2 separate regions of the Homo sapiens genome follow, and region 2 is linked to region 1. A link is an interaction called in ENCODE POLR2A ChIA-PET data of the cell type or tissue named here. Cell type or tissue: GM12878. All regions are shown on one strand. Links, peaks and the distances in the headings refer to the core of each region. The heading gives the core; the rest is flanking DNA. Region 1 has its middle 30 kb from the start of LMO3. Region 2 overlaps LOC105369677 (a long non-coding RNA gene).

The links. ChIA-PET counts read pairs that join two places held together with the same protein. Peaks named below come from ENCODE experiments on the same cell type or tissue, not always from the same donor. Only the 100,000 strongest peaks of a DNase experiment are listed, where the experiment ranks them.
Region 2: POLR2A ChIA-PET joins it to region 1 with 6 read pairs; 2 of 35 experiments call an interaction of 5 or more read pairs at or near these places.

Annotation. Positions count from the first base shown.
Region 1 is chr12:16,633,397-16,638,789 of GRCh38, reverse strand. No RefSeq gene overlaps it. Among named protein-coding and RNA genes, the nearest start is that of LMO3, 30 kb to the right of the region's middle. In GM12878, for the core only: no CTCF peak of the experiment used is centred there; a DNase peak (open chromatin) is centred at 1,949; H3K4me3 peaks cover 385 bases; H3K27ac peaks cover 1,328 bases.
Region 2 is chr12:16,876,399-16,881,791 of GRCh38, reverse strand. LOC105369677 (a long non-coding RNA gene) reads left to right here. Exons shown (of 6, transcript XR_931397.3): 4 at 5,350-5,393. Among named protein-coding and RNA genes, the nearest start is that of LMO3, 270 kb to the right of the region's middle. In GM12878, for the core only: no CTCF peak of the experiment used is centred there; no DNase peak of the experiment used is centred there.

The DNA.
Region 1 (5,393 bases), core at 66-5,065:
TCTTTACTGCTGCAAGAGCCAGGGTATCTAGGTACATCAGAAACTAACAGTTGCTATGTTAAGAAAAATGAAACACACTATTGAAAGGAAATTGGATAACTAGGGGAATAATCTGGAAGGTTGGAGTGAGGCTCTATAAATGTTAGGACAAAATGAAACTATAGACAGAACAGTAACTGTGATTATACAATTTAATTGATCCAATAAGTATATCACTGCACATTATCAATGCCACTGACGGCTGTGTATTGAAGCTTGATTCAGTGCCACTATCCCCTGAATATTGGAGGTAGCTACTACCTTCGTGAAAATGGATTTTCTATTGACTTCAAGTCTTCGCAAGACTAGTTCTTTATTCAAAATAGAAGGCAAATGTGTTTCATGCCACCACGTCTTGGCACAAAACTCCTCATTACTTTCTTCATCTGTAAAGTTAATTTTTCAAAATCTAACTCAGTGGTCTCCTATGAAGTCTTGTCTGCCCCAACCAACAGAGTTAACCACTTCTGTCTTTGTGTCATCTGTGTATCTAGTACCTCGAATTACAGCATTTTAAATATCTTATTGCAATTATTTACTTGTATCTGCATTTCCTATCAAACAGCCGGTGACTGGAAAGCACAGACCATAATTTACTTTTTAGTGAATTCTCTAATATAGTGCTCAGCACATCATGGGGGCAAGAAAGATTTTAATACTGAGAATATCCTGTCTTTTTCATTTTCACACTAATATTGAGGACTCCCTAGTTTGTTTTATAAAAGATCTTCATATAATTCTTTTTTATGAATGAATGAAGTTGATTTTTGGATAAAGTAAAAATAAAATATTGTAATGTGGACCCAACAGAGCTACTCCTAGGTATAGGCAGAGTAGGTTTGGGCTTAAGGCCACCTACCTTGGATATCACCTCTACTCACTTTGGAGATAGCCACTGGATTCTGAAAAAGTTCCTATTCTAATACAAATGTTGACACATATAGTCCTTAGGTTATTAGATTAATGTAGAGCAGAACAGGGTGTGAGGAGTGGAATCAGAAAGAGAAAAGGAAGACAGAAAAGCTCTGGGGCTTGAGTCCTGCAAGGAAAAGAGAGGTGAATGTGTACCCAATGCGGAGACCTATGGCTCTAAAAGGTATTGGGTGTTTAACAAAATGCTCAGGTTTAACTTCATCTATGTCACAATGTTCCTTGATCTAGTCAATTCTGACTGAAGGTAAGTGCCTTTCGGAAGCCTACAAAACAAATTCCAACCAGTTTCCTTAATCTCTGAAGTGAGAACACATTTACATTTTGAATGTTAGCATAATAATTTCTGTTTTCCAGGTTGCTTTTTTTTTTTTTGAGACGGAGTTTAGCTCTTGTTGCCCAGGCTGGAGTGCAATGGTCTGCCTCCAGGGTTGAAGCAATTCTCCTGCCTCAGCCTCCCAAGTAGCTGGAATTACAGGTGCATGCCACCACACCCAACTAATATTTGTATTTTTAATAGAGACGGAGTTTCACCGTGTTGGCCAGGCTGGTCTCGAACTCCTGACTGACATCAGGTGATCCGCCGGCTTTGGCCTCCCAAAGTGCTGGAATTACAAGTGTGAGCCACCGTGCCCAGCCCAGGTTGCTTTTTAAATAAAACATAGAATAATACTAAGAAATGTTTATAATTTAGAGTGAAAATAGAGAAGCATAGTATATTTTATAGTTGGGATGAAAATAAAAATACAGAAAGAATATGAAATTGAGATTTCAAACCGTGGCATAAGTTGGACTTGTGACTGTAACGGTCTAGTTTTGAAAAGAAATCATGTGTTAAGCACTCCTCAAGGTTAAATTCTCAGTACTCTCAGTCACTCTCAGTTCTCTACATGTTGTAAACTATAATAACAGAAAAACAGAAGTGAAAACTACACAGAAAGCTTTAAAAATATTAACTATCTTTCTATCTTTGGCACTCAACTTGCTCTTACAATAATGAAAAACTTCCCCTCACCACCCCCCAAAAAAACTGATGGAAGTCTTTAAATCCTAATTACTTTCTGGTTTTTGGTATCCACAGTGGGTACCTGAATAAACATAGAAATTATGAAGCTTTGACATCCCTACCCCCTAAAAAATCAGTTGATGAGCACACTTCATGCAGAACTACAAATAATGAACAGAAACTGGAAGACTTACTATCAGAAGATCACTACTTAAACCTAGAGATAATGAAAACAGAGGCCAGGACCTGCTTTGTAAAATAGACATAAATACATTTTATGCTTACAAAATATCTTGGCTGGATAAATTTTTGTTTATGTTTCCATTTATTTCATAATGACAAAAAAGAGTAGATTTTTATAGACATTAACATAGAATATGGGGATATAAGTTTTAAAGCATAAAATAAATAAACTTTTATAATGATTTAACCAAAATATACAGTCAGGTGCAGTGGCTCACTCCTGTAATCCCAGAACTCTGGGAAGCCGAGGCAGGCAGATTGCTTGAACTTGGGGGTTTGAGACCAGCCTGAGCAACAGATCAAAACCCCATCTCTACAAAAAATACAACAACAACAAAAAAATTTAGCCAGATGTGGTGATGTATACCTGATTACACCACTGCCCTCCAGCCCGGGTGACAGAATGAGATCCTGAGATCAGGTCTCAAAAATATATATATATGTAAATAAATATGTATATTTATGTTTCTATAAATATTGATATTTATACATCTATATGTAAATAAATATGTATATTTTATACATATCTATATATAGATAGCTAGATATCTCTATGAGAGAGAAATTTTATATATTTTATATATATTTTATGTATGTCTATATACAGATAGCTAGATATCTATATATAAACATTATATATTATATATAGACATATAGAGAGGAAATATATATTTATATAGAGATAGATAGCTAGATATCTACATATAGATAAATATTATATATTGTATATACATCTGTATATATATAGATAGCTAGATATCTCTCTATATATAGAGAGGGAGAAAGAGAGAGAGAAAATAAGTTTAGCATTTAGAGGGATAGGGGTCTGTAAGCTCATATAATCCAGTTGTCCCACTGTAAAGAAGAAAATCAAGGCCCAGAAGGAATGCCACCTGTGCAGCGTCACCTAGTTGTGAATGAGTGCTGAGTAGAGAAATCTGGAATTCCAGACTCGTGCTTTTAAGTCAGGCAAACTATGATGCGTGGCTTAAATTGAATTTGCTGGTTGATTTTGTTAGGGCTGAATGACTTATATACATTTAGTGGTTAAAAATATTTAAAAAGAATAATTTTCACTACAACAGTAGGGTGGAGTAGCTGTGACAATGATTGCACTACCTACCATGCCAAAAAAATACCATCTGGCCTTTGACAGAAAATGTTTGTTGACCAATGACTTAAGAAACGGGTTTAAAAATTAAATCCTGAAGCCTGCTTTCTACATTCACCAAAAAATAACCTGTACAAAATTTCTCATTTGTCAAACTCAGATTTTTTTTAAAGCGTATTCAGAAAGCCCGTCCCAGAGGCTGGAGCTAAAGGGTGTTTCTGAATTTTAGTTAGCCCTGGCTACTTTAGAAACAAGAATTCAATCACCTTTTTCTTGGTGCTCTATCATACTTAACAGCCATACTCCTCACAAGTGTTTCTTGTTCTCCAGTATCAACCGCCTCTTTTGGTTTATTTTAGCTCTGTGCCACTTCAAAACTTGACTTTTGATGTGGTCCCACACAGGCACCTTAGTCTAAACTCAGCTTTCATGGCCTGTTTGGAGTAGCAAATCTGATTAGCTAAGTTGATTCCTGAGGCATTAACCTGATTACTCAAAAATGTATCTGCTTAGCTTTACTCATCCTTTATTCTAGCTAACTGGCTGCTGGCAAATCTGTGATTTGGCTTCTCTAAGATCAAGAATTCCTTCATTCCAACCATTCCTGATTCAGAAGATGGCAGCCTGGGAAGAAGCAGCCCCCATCAGGGGCTAGCCCAGTGATGTTTCCTTTAGAAGAAGCTGTGTTTGGGGCACCATCGCCCAAAATAGTTCTTCTTGGTTTCCATATGTAATACTTTTCTCTACAGCTAGATTTGAAATCCCTTAAGGGAAAAAAAATACTTCTACTTTTATATCCATGGTTGTTCTTGATAAATCTTATTTAAGGATGCTTAGAATAAGTTGTGGCCTGAATGATCAGTCTACCAACTAGTATAACAAATAAATCAACAGACTTTAAATTGTTCAAGACCAAAATATAAAAAACAAACAACTGCAAAAATGTATTAGGTTTTTTTAAGTAAAATGTGATTTGTGTGTATGTGTGTTTCCTGAATAGCTAGATATTCAAATCAGCTCTCTAGTTCAGTTGAAGAGATTTTGACTTTAATTTTTCATATTAAATGTATTAATATAGTTTCAATAATAAATAGTTTAATAAAGCATAAAAACTTATTAATATAGAGTTTAATCCCAGAGAAAAACAGGGAACCTAGAAATAAGTTAAAAATAAAATAAAGTCAGGGGAATATTTGCATATTAATGACTAAATTTTTTTCCTCAAGGTAAGAATGAGAATAGAAAGAAACTGCCTACCTGGGCTTCTCTCATACAATGTCCCCAAATTTGATAATCCTTAAGTTTGGTGGCCCTGAATCTAAAGCTTTTCTTTAAAATCCCAGCTTTTAATATCAGTGAATGGTTGCAAAATGCAATAATACTTTATAGTGTAACTTGACAAAGAATCATTGGCTAATGCAATGCTCTTTTTTCTTTCACAAAATTGGTGACAACCACAATCCAGAATTTATAACAGATAAGAGTCTCATCTGTTAAAACATTGAGGGAAAAATTTCAGGTACCATTTCCACCATTCAGGATTAAACTTTTATTTCAAGTTAAAAGCAAAATACAATTTTATAATATTGTATATTTATTGTCTCCCCAAAGCCTATTCTTTTAAAAAATCTATTTAATGAAAAACATAGTGTAACTTAATTCAAGCTCATTTAGGACTTCATATTTGTACTCTACAAATAAAATTCAAGACAGTGGTAGCAAAAGCATAATAAAAATCTAAATTCAGCTCTTTCAAAAATATTATATATATATATGCTCAGCAAAGAAACAAAGGCAAATAAGTAACTATATATATGATGATGAATTTTTAAAATTAATTTAGATAACCAGAATAATAGTAAATGGTCACACACAATGTTACAGATTTGAAATAGAGAATGCACTCATGTATGTTATAAATAATAAAATTGATTTTCTTTTAAAAGTACATTAAAATAGGTGACAATAGTGATTATATATCTATTCCATAATATCAGTTAAATGTATCCATCTCCCTCTGACATATAAATAACACAATATAGCATTATTCTTCCTAAAAGAAAC
Region 2 (5,393 bases), core at 200-5,199, 240 kb before region 1:
GATAATGATTTATTTTTATTTTAAATTAGCATTGTGCTTCTTTGGACAAACTGGCTAAAACTCAAAATTTACATTCAAATAATGATAATTAAGGAAATTCAGAGCAGGCTCAACAGATGGAACATGTTACTTAATTTGAGGTTGCTACAAAATAGAATTTAGTGGTGTCATTTCAAAGTTGCAGCTTAATTTTAATTTTTAAATAAATAATCTGATTTAGTTGTTTTTTCTTTTTCCATTTTGTTTGCAGGAAAATGTTGAAAAATTGCTGTCAGATTCAATCGCTATCTCCCTCTTTCTTTCTAACCCATCAGCAAGAATAGGGCATTTGAATCACAGCTGCTCAGGGCTTTTTGTTTTTGTTTCTCTTCAAAAAAATTTTTTTCAAGCCCGTTTTTCTTCTTCTTGTATGGATTTTAGAAAGAGTTTTGATAAAGACAGTCCTGGCAGCTGGATGATAAATATTATTTTCTTAACCTGCCTAGCTTTGTCAGCCACCTGCGACTGCAGCCTGCCACACGTTGGAAGCAGCTCATTAACTTTCCCACAGCTTCCCAGGAGTTTTCCTTGTTTGCTTTCACCTTGGGTGTGTGCTGCCTTCTCACTGAACGGTTAACTATCCGAGTAGGCCGAGTGGGCTTTGGCACCGCGAGCAGAGCACGCTTCAGGCAGCCTCCCTGCTAAGGCTCAAAATCTCTCTTAAACACATTAAGCAGCCCATTTTGGATTGATAGTGCAGTAATTATTCTGCTTCACCCTAAAAACCATCCTGGGGTAATTGGCGCAGAGGAAAATTACCCAGAGTCCTCCACCACCTGGTAGTTAAGGAACGAATCCAGGGAAAGATAAGTGAAGCAGGAAAAAAAATCGGCACTTATTTGATTTTAATCTCACCACTTTGCAAGCATTTAAATTGCCTTAATCAGGTGGTTGGCTTCCAGCCTAGCTGGTAATCTGTTATCAAATTTGAAACTAGATTTTTTAAAATGTCAGTGTAGGCTGAGAATTGAAGTCTATTAACAGTTATGAGCCTCCCTCCTAAACTTCCATAATCTATGTATTAATAATACTTTTTACAAAGCTGTCAAATATTACTTTATTACAACTCTACATTAATAATATAGATGTAAAGGCAAGATTTAATTATTTATTTTTTATTTTTATTTTAAAATTGAGGGAACACACAATGCTAACATTCCTAGCACTAAAATCCATTTTCTTAAAGCAATAGCTTGAATCTATGGAATAACCTTGATAAATGTAATTGAATTTTTCTATGATAAGATTAACTAGTTGTAATTGTGAATGGGGAGGTCTGACCCACTCCAAATGAGATGTATGACAAGCTGAAAATAATCAATTTTTTTCTTTATTTGAGCCCAGATTTTTTAAAATGGAAAGAGAAAATCGGGGCCTTGTAGGATGAAATATTTGTGTCTGAAATGTTTTTATATACACCACTTATCTCCCATCTCCTCAGTGTGTCTAATTGTGCTGAGCTTGGTTTAAAATGAGATCAACACATTGAAACCCCAGAAGGCTTAATTAAGGGAGGGACTTAATATGTACCAAAAAGGGTTTTTTTTTTTTGACAAATGTGGCATAAATTTTACCTGTAACATCCTTATCTAAAAGCATCCCAAAATTGTTAAGCCCATTAAATTGCCTCTTTTTAAAAAAAAAAAAAAAAAAAAAAAAAAGGAGAGACAGAGAAGAGAAAAAGGAAGAAAATAATTTTACTTTGAAAATCTTAATTACTGTGATAGCAGGGTTGGGTTGTGCCTTTTTACGATTCCTGTATGATTTGCATTTTGAGTTGAAGTTTTGTTCTTCACAGCACACAAGCCAGCAATCAGGAGCATATAGAAATGGCTTGATAGATTCCCCTTTTAAACATGCTTATAAAACATTTTGCCTATGTAGCTTTTTGTATTACACATTCCATGGGGTTTCTCACATACCAATCAAGAAAGCATATCCCTTTTAATTCATTTTCTCAGAAGTTTAAAAGCTTAGAAATATATATTAATGCAGAACAAATAAAATATTTCAAAAAACTACAGCAGTATTGTAAGGAGTTTCATTTGAAAAGCAAAAAATGCTGTCATTATTTTTATTCTTCTTTCGTGGTCTTTATCTGACCATAGAATTTGAGTGAGTAGATCAGACTACAATAGAGACTGCTCCAACAACTTGGATTCCTAATTCCCTTCCTGGTTCCTGACTAGGTTCAGAAAAAGACTCTTTCAGAAACATCAAATCTAGTGACAATGAAATTAATCACAATGTACAAAAGAAAAGCAGCTGGCAACCAAACACTGAATAAAGCCAAGCGTGAATTTAACTAGCTGTCAACCTCAATGTATATAATATGTACACATTATGTACTTCTTTATATTCTTTAGCTAGGCACAATCAGTATTGATGTATTTTTATTGTGTGTGTGTGTGTGTGTATATATATATATGGATTTCCTATATTACCTCTGAAAGTTTTAAAATTACTATTAGTTATTACTACTTTAGGGCTTAGTAACTGCTACTAAACACAAGTAGAATATCTTGCCTCTAGTTGAAGACGAGTCTCTTTAAAACTGGTCATCACAGATATGCAGATAAATTCTATATCTGCTGGTTGGAACATTTCACTTTTGAAGTAAGATAAGTTTTAACATATGCCTTTGCCAAAAACTAACTCCAAGAAATAATTTAGGAAGAGCTATAACGGATGTTTTCTTCCTTCCACATAGGAGCATGCTCGGCACCAAAAATAGAAAGAGAATATTTGAGCTTTAAGCTAATGTCATAGGAACTAATGTACATTGTATATGAGTAATAATTTCTTAAGGTCAACATCAGTCAATTCTTGTATGAAATTATGTTCAAATTCATAGTTCTTCTGGTTCGTTGTGGCATAGGGTGGTCTCTAGCTGAAACCGTTCATTACTATCTGCATTAGTAAGGTCACTTGCTTGATCTGGTTCTCTCACTTACCAACTTTGATGCCTTGGGAATGACTTGCAATCCAAGCAGATTTCTCACTGACCACTATCTAAGTCAGTGTGTATCATATGATATTTAAATTAGTAGAATACTTAGGACCAAAAGTATTTCTTGGCATACAGATTTAGAGAAGTAAAAGCCACAGTCAATTATTTGTTCTTTTTTTTAAACCTGAATTTCAGAACTATTTTGAAAGGCATAAAAATAGATTCTCTGTGAAATTAGAATACAAAATGTTTGTTAAAAGTTTACACAGTCCAGGCCGGGATTGGAATTGCACTCAGTGTGTACTTTAAGGGAGTTACAGAACGCACCTATGCAAACCATTTTTTAATTTCCAACCTTGTTATCCTATTAAATCAAATTTTAAAAACTTGACTTCTGTGAGCATAGAGAACTTGAAAATGATACTTCGTTATACATACAGAGGTCAGGAAAAATGGAAGTCCAAGTAGGAAAAACACTAGATTCCATTTCATTTCAAGCACTCTTTGCTAAGCCCTCTCCTCAGTCCTGGAGGTGAAAATAATAATAAAATATTGCCCTTGCATTTAAAAGATCAACATTCTACTTGGGGGAATAGATATGAGGACAGACAAGTTGGGATATAATGCAGTAAGTGCCATGAAATAGTATGAGCTCAGTCCTTTGAGACAACAAATGAGGGAACTCTACTTTGCCTGGAAAAATTGAGGCTAGTTTGATGAAATAGATAAGTTATTTCTCGAATCAGAGAAAGTAGACAATTAATGATATTCTATGAGTTAAATGTGTTGCTTATTTCAAAAGAAAAATACAGAAATAAGGCTAAATGTATATGCCTCTACTTACAGAATTGTGTATAGGCAATTCCTTTGTAACTAATTATAATAGCAGAAACAATAGCTAGCATTTATTACACACTTATTATGCACCAGGCAATGTTCTAAATGCTTGCATGCATTATCTCTATTGCTCCCCATAACAATCATAGATGCATTATTATTATTTGCATTTTATAGCTGAGGAACCCAAGGCACTGGCAGGGTAAATGACTTGTTCAAGATCAGGCCACAGAACTAGGAAGGAGCAGAGAGAAGATATGAACTGAAACAGTCTGTCTCTAGAGCCTGATATCATAAGGTTTTTATTTTCAATAAAGTACTTCATGATGGACAAATATAAAACATTCTATTTTGAATAATATTTTTTGTAAAATTTTTCTTTGATATTTCAAATGTTTAAAAGAGTGGCTTTCTGCCCAGAACCACTTCACTGTGTCCATTACGAAGTTAGCTGGTTCTAAGCTCCATAGCAATATATTCTTGACAGCAAACAAGAACCTGGCTTACTTTATTCCTCAGCTTTTGACAACCTTTATTATTTCATTTATCTGCTATTCATAGCGAGATGTAAACATCTTACTTCCCAGTGTGATCCTCATATCAACAGTGGGTGAGTTTAAAATATTGGGAATCAATATGTTATAAAACATCAGCCAGTACTAAAAAGGCAGACCCAGAGAAAATTCATTGAATGTCAAATAAAAAATAAACATCAACAGTTAAAAATGTAATAAGATAATAAATAAAGGCAGGGAATTAAAAAAATTTCTTAACCCCAAAAGCAATTTGACAAGTAAGATATACCTGTGTTAAACACAAAGCCACTTACAGTACAGGGAGCAATGAATTTTTCATGCAGGTAAACAGAACAATTCTTTTCTAAATTTAATAGACAGAATACATGACATTAGTGCCATTGATAGTAGGGTTGGGGACTCAGAAAGAGAGAGAACACTACAGTCTCTGTGAAAACATTAGTTAGCACAGGCTCTACATATTTTATTGATTTATGTAGACACTTAAGACTAAACGTTTTTAGACTGAGGATCTCCTTTTCATCCCAGATACGTATGCATATATTTCTCATGTGCAGGTACTCAGCTCTGCTATATACTTCTAACTCTCAGGCCCTCTTATCCCTCTCCTCCAAACTTGCACAATCTGATCCTACGGTCAGTCAGTCAGTCTGCATTTGCCTGTGAGACATCTTTTTATTGACCTGTCATTGAATCCACACTTCTATAGAAAGCCCTATAAGAACTGAGAGAGAAGTAGGGCATTGCATTCCTTTTGGGATGTTTAAAATTTAATGTGCAACAGCTAACAATCAAAAAGAAACAAATAATAGTCTTGAAACTTGTTGCCTAGATAAAATAGATAGGAAGACAATCGTCTAGGAGGAGATGTGATTGGGGTCTTGCAGTCCTTTCAATTCACCCAGTGAAAACATGCACTACCTACCATACTTTCACAAACACTGGAACTTAACAAATATTTTCTTCCTCCATTGCTGTTGCTTTTAGGAGTGGCACATATCTCCAAAGAGCCACAGCCTTCCAGGTGGGCA